2 separate regions of the Homo sapiens genome follow, and region 1 is linked to region 2. Evidence: read pairs that join two places in POLR2A ChIA-PET (ENCODE). Cell type or tissue: MCF 10A. All regions are shown on one strand. Each heading gives the region's core, and the rest is flanking DNA. Links, peaks and the distances in the headings are about the cores only.

Region 1 (5,381 bases), core at 125-5,124, 78 kb after region 2:
CCCAGCCACACCTGCTGTTTATCCTGCATTCACGCAGTGATGACTCTCCCCTAGAGTTCATGGCATTTCCTTTGACACATCAAAGTGAAACTCCTAGAAGACAGAAACAACATGTCTATTGTTAGAGGAGGAGTAAATACCCCATTTCAAGGTGAAAACCACACCACCATGTTGATTTTTTTTTGAAGTCCTAATACCTTAGTTGGCTAGATTTCAGGGTTAGGAACCAGTGAATGGACATTGGTGAAAGTGCAAGCTGTCATTCTGGTAAAGTCACCCCCTTGGAAAGGAGTGTTATAAAAATATTTCAAAGAGGAGAACAGACCAACTAAATTCACAAAATCTTTCCCAAAGGAATTACTTGTCTCCACATCCAACTGGTCACTAGGTTCCCTGAACCCTGGATTTTCCATTAAGCGTAACCTCTTCTTTTCCTCCCTACAACCTTAATTCTGGCACGTTCATTTCCCATCTGGACCTTCCCTCCTAACTCATTTCTAGTGCCTTCTCTTTTCCAATCTGTCTTCTCTCCAAACTTCCTTCCTCTCAGCCTTATCCATGTAAATGCACACTGAGTTAGGATGATATGTCCTTGGGAACTTTTTTTTTTTTTTGAGACAGGGTCTAACTCTGTTGTCCAGGCTGTATTGCAATGGTGTGATCTCAGCTTACTGTAGCCTCCGCCTCCCAGGCTCAAGCAATCCTCCCATCTCAGCCTCTGGAGTAGCTGGGACTATGGGCATGCACCATCACACCTGGCTACTTTTTGTATTTTTTGTAGAGATGGTGTTTCGCCAGGTTGCCCAGGCATTAACCTCTCTCTGCCTTAGTTTCCTTAGTACTTAGTTCAAAGGATTATGTGAGAATTCAGTTAATATATGTAAAGGGCTTAGAATAGTGTTTGGCCTATAGGAAGCTCTAATTAGGGGTTGGCTGCATGAGTGTTACCTATTATCACCTAATCATGTTCCTGGCAGGCTGCTGCTTAAAACTCCCACCACTTTCTGGTCAAGGCAGATGTAGCTTTTGTACATGGCAGGCATCTCCTCAGGACCTGGCGCTGCAGCCTCTTCTCTCACACCCGCCCCCAGGCACTCTGGCCTCTAGTGTCCAACTACGTGTCCCACCCATGTGGTTTCTTCTACCTTCCCTCCATCCCCAATTGGAACTCCTTCCGATTCTTCAAGGCTGTGCACTGGTGATTCCTCCTCTGAACTTCTCCAGGGGAGACAAGTATGTCTTTTTTGGTGCTTTCTTCATTGAGTATAACTACTGTTTATTGGATGTCTAGAATAGGCCTGGGACTTTACATACATCATGTCATTTAATTCTCACAACAGAAACATCATTCCTATGATACAGATGAGAAAACTGAGGCTCACAGAGCTGACATTACTAGTTTGAGAAAGCAGTGGTACCAGGATTAAAACCCTGGTCTGATTCTGGACTCCATAGTCATTTGACTACGCGCTATGCTCCTTTCCGGTGTGGCTGTTAGTTTTTGTGTACCTCTCCTCTGAATCTCTGAGCTGCCTCCATGCCACAAACAACATCCTTGAGAGCTCCCTCCCTGCTCATGGAGGAGTCTGTGTCCCAATAAAAGTGCCTGTGCACTACACTTCCTTGACTCGGTAAATCCTCTCTACCCTCCTCCACCCCCACGGTGAGCAGGTGCACTCATTTCTGTCCTTCCATTTCTGAATCACCAGCTGGATTTTTCTTCTGTGTTGAAGACTCTTCTACCTGCCTTCTAACTTTGATTCCCTGAAGGTCATGGTCTTTTGGCTCATGTATGGGAGTAGAGAGTTACCCTGGCTGAAGTACCGAGTACATCCTACCTCAACTGTTTCTTTGGGCACCACCCTGCAGCTCTGGCTGGTGTCTCTGCCTCCCTAAAAGGGAGAAGGGAATCGACGGCAGACTTCTTGCAGGCAGAGATTGCGCCATGGATGCAGAGTGTGTAGCCCAATATCTGGCACACAGTAGTCACTCAATAAATATGGCTGAGAAAATAGATGATTGGAAGAAGCAATGGTAACCAGTTAATAGTGTACATTAGATGAAAATCAAAGTTAAGGAATTGGCTCCTCAGAAAGGCAAAAAGATGACTGTTTCTCCATTTTGCTTCTAATAAGAGACCTATCGGGGTGTTGCATGGAGTGGGGTGGGTACAGAGGCTCTGGATAATTGTTCTTTGAAGAATGGATTGAGACCCTCTCTAGCACTATTATTGACCTACAACTTAACCAAGACAGCAGCAGCTCCTCTATCCAGCCAGACTGGAGCCGAAGTTTCTTCCCTCCTGATGAACCTTTCTCTCAATTATTCATTTACTCTGCAGTCCACTAAAGCAGCAGTCCCCAACCTTTTTGGCACCAGGAACTAGTTTCGTGGAAGACAATTTTTCCATAGACTGGGGGAGGGGGAGGATGGTTTTGGGATGATTGAAATGCATTATATTTATTGTGTACTTTATTTCTATTATTGTTACATTGTAATATGTAATGAAATAATTATACAACTTACCATAATGTAGAATCAGTGGGAGCCCTGAGCTCATTTTCCTGCAACTAGATGGTCCCATCTGGGGGTGATGGGAGACAGTGACAGATCATCAGGCATTAGATTCTCATAAAGAGCATAAAACCTAGATCCCTCACATGCGCAGTTCACAATAGGGTTTGCACTCCTATGAGAATCTAATGCCACTGCTGATATGACAGGGGGCAGAGATCAAGCAGTAATGCAAGTGATGGGGAGCGGCTGTAAATGCAGATGAAGCTCTGCTCCCTCGCCTACTGCTCACCTCCTGCCGTGTGGCTCAGTTCCTAACAGGCCACAGAATGGTACTGGTCCATGGCCTGGGAAATGGGGACCCCTGCTCTAAAGTTTAACAACTTTTCTGTCTTGTATCAATCCCAAAATTAATAGAAAATATCTTTCTTCGAGAGAAAATGAGATAATGAATGTGAAACACTTAACATAGAACCTAGCACATATAGAATGTTCAATACATTGGCTTTGTTTTTCCTTTACTAAAAAATGTTAATACCAATTATGTCTGATTTTGGAAAATCCTTTTTGGGAAAATAAATTCTTCTTGAAAGCTAGCCAATTTCCTAAGTAATGAAGTAGAACAAATGAAGAAGGTGGCCAGGTACTGTTTAAAGAGCTACATATAGGCTGGCCATGGTGGCTCACACCTGTAATCCTAACACTTTGGGAGGCCGAGGTGGGCGGATCACCTGAGGTCAGGAGTTCGAGACCAGCCTGGCCAACATGGGGAAACTGTGTCTCTACTAAAAATATAAAAATTAGCTGGGCGTGGTGGTGCATGCCTGTAATCCCAATTACTCAGGTGGCTGAGGCAGGAGAATCGCTTGAACCTGGGAGGCAGAGGTTGCAGTGAGCTGAGATCGCGCCATTGCACTCCAGCCTGGGGAACAAGAGTGAAAATTCATCTCAAAAAAAAAAAAAAAAAAGGAGCTACATATAAACTATAAATAAAATCAAGCCTTTGTGAAAGGAAGTTAATGTATTTTTTTCACTATAGTTGTGTATGGAAACCTTACATCCTTCAGCTTTACTGAGGAATATAGACTACTGGGGTTAATTTCTCTGAACTCTTCAGACCTTTACCCTTGTCTAGAGGAGGTGGGCCTTGGTGCAGATGAATATTGGCATTAGCTGCCTTGTGCCTACAAGGGCGATTTCCCCATCCCATGTCTTTGTGGCTTGCAGACTATTCTAAACTCCATCTGGTCCCACCTGGGGCTTTCTCTAGAGCTGACATCCTTAGGCCCTCATGGTTCCTTCACAAAAAGAAGCCCCCGATGGTTCCTTCACAAAAAGAAGCCCCCGGCCCCCGTCTCACAGTATTTCCCTTTCAGTCTATGAGAAAATTAGTATTTGTTGCTTTCCCTGGCTTTCTTGGATTAGCATTTGCAGGCCTTTCCAGGCTTAAGGAAACTTGGCAGGAATGTTTGGCAGCTTCCTAAGCTTACTAGAAATACCAGAAGCCCACAGTCTGCATAATGCTAATTAAGTTTTCAGCTCGGTCTCCAAGTTCTTATAGTGTTTAGAGGATCGAGTAACTTAGGAAGTGTCCCATATAGAAATTGACCAGAGAAGACAAGAATCCCCATCCACCAATAAAACAATAAAACTCTGGCAGGCGTGCCCTACATCTGCAAAGGAGAAGGGGTCTTTTTTATTTCTTTACTTATCTTCCCTTGCAGTGAAAATCCTGCCAGCATCACATCATTTTCCGGTATCACCTCCTGTGGTGCCTGTATTGATTTTTCTGCCTCGCCTTTGGAAGTGTTTGGTTTGTGCTCAGCCATCACACTCAATGGGTGTGGTTCTCTTGTGTTCTGCCATGCCTCAGGGGTGTGGTGAGGTAGGGTGCCTGTGCCAAGTGGCTTCACCCGCCCAAGGTGTGGTGATATCGCCTATTCTTACCACATCTCGGAGTATTTTATTGGTATCTTACTATAAGTCATCCGAAATGAAAACGTTTCATCTTGTGCTTCATACCTGCCTTTGACAAACTTCCAAATATTGGTTATTGTTGTGGGGCTCCTATTATGCATCAAGAATCAGGCTTTTCATTTTCAAGTTTTTATACTACTTACTACAATATCATGTAAGAAAAGAAAATGCCAAGAGAGGAGACCAAAGTGCAACAGAAGCACTGACCTTGCTTACCTTTACTTGAGAAATTCATCTATTTAGAGAGGGTTCAAGTTAGGAAATGGTCAATGTGCACTAAAACTTTGTGCTTAAGAATATCTGTTAGTAATTAATTATTCTGTAATTTGTCAGTTTTGAAGCAGGTACTGATTCCTGGTGTCCAGCCATGGCTAGAGTGTTAGGCACCAGTTCCCTTCTTTGAGCTCTAGAATTTCAGCGCCTACATGGATGGCAGCCACTGCTGCTTCAGTGTGCTTAGGCCTTGGCAAAAGGCTCGGGTCAGAGAGGTAGGTGGATGGGCCCAGCCTAACCCCTAAAGGAGTTCCAGGGAGCAGCCTGGCCTGTGCGTCGGGAAACAGCCTTGGAGTGTGCCTACTGTAATGTAAGAGTTAACTAGTTTTCAAAGGAGAGAAAACACAACAATAAAAGGATGTCACCAGTTCCTTTCTTGGAGTGGTTTTGGTTTTGTAGCTGAAAAGTCAAAACTAATGTGAGAATTCATCAAGGGTTAAGTGGTCAGTTACATGTCATGGATTATGAATTCAACAGGAAAAGAGAAGCCAATGTCAGGATGAGCTGGAATAGCTGGAGGAGGCTTCATGGAGGATGGCAGGCTGGAATTAGGCCAGAATGATGGGTACAGTTTGAGAAGACCCCATATGAGGGTGTTTAAATATTTGATTTGTTCC
Region 2 (5,381 bases), core at 249-5,248:
CAGTACGATTGAGTTCATGCATAGGAAAGCGCTTTGTGCCCCAAACACCCTATATGGTGTCGGTTACTATCATTTTATGAATAATAACAATTTATTTGAATTTGGTTTCCTTATCTGAAAAATAGCAATAAGTTTCTGTCCTGCTTACCTCACAGGATTATTGTTAGAATCAATGAAATAATGTATGTAAATGAGTTTTGTTCACTCTAAGTGAACAGAAATAAGAGCTACAGAAATAAAAGTTACAGAAATAAAAGCTGTTATTTTTGACTGCACACCTGGTTCCCAAGATATCATGAATTTCGGAGTAATGCTGAGGCCTAGCTTTACAAAATGGTGCCCATTTCAAGCTTCTGGGGTCACACTTTCTCTGTGGCAGAGAAAGACAAATCCTAAAAAGGTTTTTCTTCCAGTTAGTGTTGGGCCAGGATAAGAAGATCCTGTTTATGTCAATGAAATAACTTGTTTAAGCAGAAGATTTCAGAGCCAAGAGAAGAACTTGCAGTCAAGACAATCTGCCACAGTGTGAACGATCCATCTGAGGACAATTGGGCTGATTGTGCAAGCTGATGAAGGAACATGGTACCACTGTCCTCATCCTCTGGAAACAGGGAACAGTCACTGTCAATGTGCTTGAAAATGTGTGGAACATAAGGAAACTACCAGCATGCCAACTTTTGGAATTTCAAGATATTGCTCAATCAGAAATCCGGAATATTCAACAGGAAAAAACAATCAGTTCAAAGTAATTAGTAACCATCTAATATATAGGTCTAAAATAGAAGGCTCTCAGAAGTTCCTGTGACTCTATGAGTAGTAGGTTAGAAAGAAAACATGAGAATGAAAAAAAAAGTGACCTTCCTAAGGCTTTGGCACTGCATACCATTTGTTCTCAAGACACAGCGTTAGTGCAGGAGTTATGCATGCAGGAAAAATATGCATTTTTGAGACTGATATTTGGCAGGTCTCAATTTGCTTATAGACATAACTGGGAAGACAACAATTTGGAAGTCACCATTTTGATTAATTGCTTTTGTAGAATTACAAGAGATCTGGTGATTGCTCGCATTTAGTAAGTGAGATAGAATGCAGGTGAAACTCTTCCTTTAGAAAAGAAAACAATAGTCATAACATTTTACATCAACTAAAGAGAGTAAAGTATGCAGATACATAAAAACTTGCACATGTACATAAGAAAATCCGTTCTCAGGACTTCCTGAAGTGAGCCACTTCCCCTCGTCAAGAGCTCCCCACCCTCAAATGAGACCTGCTTATTCCAGTGAGGAAGCCCTTGGACTCTTCAGTTTTACACGAACACAATTTTCCTAAGAAGTCTGTGTAGAATCAAACCCAGCCACAAAAGGGAAAAGAACATTAAAATTGAAAGGAGTTGGGAGAGGGAATGGAGGAAGAAGGAACTTAAAACAAAAATCTATTTTAAAAGAATGAATAAACTTGATCAGATCTCCTTTTGTGACAAAATAAGGACTCACAGGAACCAAACTGTATAAAGCACGAAGAGTTAGTAGTGAATAGTTATGTCAGCCTCAGGTGGGATTCAAACCTTGGCACCAGCTCACTCCCTGTGTGACCTTAAACAGCAGTCATCCAGTCGACCCCCAGTTTATCTGTAAATTCTAGGTTAGTGATGATTAAATTAGATGTCTAGAAAATGCTCAGGACATCAATGTATCCAATAGATTTTAAAGTATTGATCGACGTGTACATTAAAGGCATCATATTCAAGCACTTTGAGGGCTCCAGTGGTTACATTTGTAAGTTTTTGTGAATTGGATCAATTTTGTGAATTAGATCACATTTTGAGAGATTCCTGCATCAACTGGCTATGAAAAGGATTCTTCCTATATAAATTGACATATAACATTTGTATTTACCTCCTATTATGTAGGTTTGTAAATCAGGATTTTAAAAATCTTACTAGAATACATATTTAATTGTAGTATTAAAAACATTTTTCGGCCAGGCACAGTGGCTCACGCCTGTAATCCCAATACTTTGGGAGGCTGAGTTGGGTGGATCACCTGAGGTCAGGAGTTCAAGACCAGCCTGGCCAATATGGTAAAACCCCATCTCTACTAAAAATACAAAAATTAGCTGGCTGTGGTGGTGCATGCCTGTCATCCCAGCTACTTGGGAGGCTGAGGCAGGAGAATCACTTGAACCTGGGAGGTGGAGGTTGCAGTGAGCCGAGATTGCATCATCACACTCCAGCCCAGGCAACAGAGCGAGACTCTGTCTCGGGAAACAAACAAACAAACAAACAAACAAACAAACATTTTTCATTTTATATTTATTCTCAGCACGATAAAATACAATTATGTTATCCAACTAATTTGTTTTATAATTGTTGGCTAGTAAGGCCCAGAGAGGTTAAATGGCTAGGACTAGGTAGTGGTAGACCCCCAAATCAACTTTATTAAGGGTTAATTTTTTTCTATTAAAATATCTTAAAAACAATCTCCACTATGTAAGATTTTCTGTAGGCTCTTTGTAAATGTTTACAGCATATATCTAAGAGCAGACTTTTTGCTCTATGAGAACTTCACCATTGGATTTATATAATTTTCCAAGAAAACTCCCTTTCAAAAATGTTCTACAGCAAGTAATCTAAAAGTGATTTTTTTCTTCTTCAAAGAAAATTCCCTTTAGAAAAGAAGGAAGTGCACCAGGACAAAGGCGGCCAACTGAGATCAGTGACTCAATCTGTTCCATAAATTATAGCTCTGAAGTCAGTTTGAGTGAGTGCTCACATTTCCAAAAACATAGACTGTCGTGGCACCTAAGGGTGTAGAAATTGCTACAGAGGCAATTAGCTTTATAAAACAGAAAGAATCACTAAGTGCATGAACCCTAAGGTACATGCAGGCCCAGAAATACATATTTCAACAGGGAATTGCCAAAGGGCAATGGTGCATTGAGAAATCCTCCCCTACTCAGCGGTGAAAGTTAAGTCTGTGGTATGTACAGATGAGGGAAGCTTGTCTGTGTGTGACCTAGGTTGAAGGGAGAAGGTAGAGACTGCGTGGAATGGCCAGCGTGCCATGTTCTCCTGAGCCAGAAGAGCCTAATGGGCCCAAATTGTCTGTTTCTATCGGGGGTGTTCCTTGGGCCTTTTTTCAAGACCACAGACCATAATTCCTGGGAAACTCTCACTTAAGTGGGTGCTCTTGACAATGAGGAAAACTAGGTGAGAGGCCGAGAGCTCATCTGGACAAGTCTGTGGTTGGTACATAGAGAGCATAGTTACACTGGGAAGAGGTGTTCCCTTGAGACATCTAGTCACACATTTTAAAAAAATCACTCTCTTCCTTAAACTTTCCTTTTGGAAACTTGGCCACAACAAAATGTGGATGTTAAAACCCTCTATGAGAAGTCCTTGGCCAGTTCTGTGGATGTATTTTCACAGAAGGTTTGTCAGTCTCACTCTCTCTCCCACTGTGCTGTTTCTTGTGTCTCCCAGCTCATCTCGTCCTCCATCCACACCATGGCTGTCTGATTCTTCCCTACTGATGCAATTTTCCTGGTGCTCGGAGTCTGTAGGCTCAGTCACTGCCTTAGGTGCAGAACTTGTCTAGTTCAGTTACCTTTTCTGCAGCTGAGAAAAAACACAGTAATTTCTGCTTCATTCTCCAATCCACAGAAGCTAAAATCTATGGAGCAGAGCTGTTTGCCTCATTAGCAAAAGCAACTGAGAACCCCCTAGGAAAAGTACGTTTGAGTCTCCTCCTACTCATAATATGGTTTCAGGGTATGATTTCTTTTTCTGTTATGTTTTCCATAGTAGTTTCATTTAGAAATGCCTATTAGAGTGAAGTTCTGCCATGTCTCACTAACAAGCATGCAGGCCCCTTGGGAGTTGAAGCCCGCCTTTTACTCGTCATGTATCACATGGATCCTGCATAATGAATGGAGCCTCCTCAGATATACTTTGTGGCTGATGAGTTAGAGAATTCTGAGACTGTAATAAATTATTCCCTCTTGAGTCTAATGTCCTTCCCTATTTCACCATTTCCTATGGTAGTTCTTTTAAATATCTGAGAAAAGGTAGTGGATTTATTACCTTTAAAACATAATCTAATAATGAACTCCTCCAGTTGGTTGGCCCTTCCCCTCCTCCAGCTGCCCCTTCCCCTCCTCCAGCTGTCCCTTCTCCTCCTCCAGCTGCCCCCTTCCCCTCCTCCAGCTGCCCCTTCCCCTCCTCCAGCTGCCCCCTCCCCTCCTCCAGCTGCCCCCCTTCCCCTCCTTCCACTGTCCCCCTTCTCCTCCTCCAGCTGCCCCCCTTCCCCTCCTCCAGCCTCCCCTTCCCCTCCTCCAGCTTCCCCCTTCCCCTCATCCACCTGCCCCTTCTCCTCCTCCGGCTGCCCCTTCCCCTCCTCCAGCTGCCCCTTCTCCTCCTCCCGCTGCCCCTTCCCCTCCTCCAGCTGCCCTTCCCCTCCTCCAGCTGCCCCTTCCCCTCCTCCAGCTGCCCCTTCCCCTCCTCCAGCTGCCCCTTCCCCTCCTCCAGCTGCCTCCCTTTCCCCTCCTCCTGCGGCCCCTTCCCCTCCTCCAGCTGCCCTTCCCTCCTCCAGCTGCCCCTTCTGAGAAACTCGCTGGGGATGATTCGAGTGGTTTCTATCATAAACATTTAAACATTTCAGGATGCTACTTTGGAAATGACAGTCTTGTTTTGCAAGGCACTTAAGTCTCTATTGAGATCCATTGAAACTTGTCATTGTGACTGCCATTTTACATTCTAGACTAACTAGAAGGCTAGGTTAGACTCACCTCTTTAGCTAGAATGCAGCTTTTCTACATTCTAGACTAACTTCCCTACCCCCCACCTCTAATAAATCTGAAAAGATTTAAAAACAGTTTACAATCAGTTATGTTATTAACAGTAGATGTGGTAACTCTTTGAGAAGGAAATTTAGTTTAAAAACATTTGCAGTTAGGTGGAGTAGATTTCTTTCCCATGGCAAAAGAAATTGTTACTGGAGCAGCTGAATCATTTCTAATAATCTAAAAGAAACATGTAATGGGCTGAGTTTTTCTGAGAGTGCTTCAATGTTTGTGCTTTTCTGGTTACTTATTTCTATCAGACTTTTACCTTCAGGTTAAATCTAAGTGTAAGGAGCACCAAGGCTCAGTCAGCATGTTTCTTAGCCCCAAATCAAGGCATGTGTTCTCTGAACAAGAATTTTTGTCTCTTCTAGATGCAAGAGGAAATTTGGAGATGTTGCTTGAAAGTTTAAAGTATTGGTGTTACCGAACCATTAGAATATTACATATGGACAACGCCCATCCATTAGAATATTACGTATGGACAACATGGTGGAACATTTCGAATAAGGTTTGTCCCACAAAATCCAATATAAATGTTT

Evidence for each region. Peaks named below come from ENCODE experiments on the same cell type or tissue, not always from the same donor. Only the 100,000 strongest peaks of a DNase experiment are listed, where the experiment ranks them.
Region 1: POLR2A ChIA-PET joins it to region 2 with 5 read pairs; 2 of 35 experiments call an interaction of 5 or more read pairs at or near these places.

What each region holds. Positions count from the first base shown.
Region 1 is chr6:105,752,380-105,757,760 of GRCh38, reverse strand. No RefSeq gene overlaps it. Among named protein-coding and RNA genes, the nearest start is that of LINC02836, 120 kb to the right of the region's middle. In MCF 10A, for the core only: no CTCF peak of the experiment used is centred there; no DNase peak of the experiment used is centred there.
Region 2 is chr6:105,830,026-105,835,406 of GRCh38, reverse strand. It overlaps LOC105377923 (a long non-coding RNA gene), which reads left to right. Exons shown (of 3, transcript XR_001744275.2): 3 at 5,214-5,381. Among named protein-coding and RNA genes, the nearest start is that of LINC02836, 200 kb to the right of the region's middle. In MCF 10A, for the core only: no CTCF peak of the experiment used is centred there; a DNase peak (open chromatin) is centred at 2,876.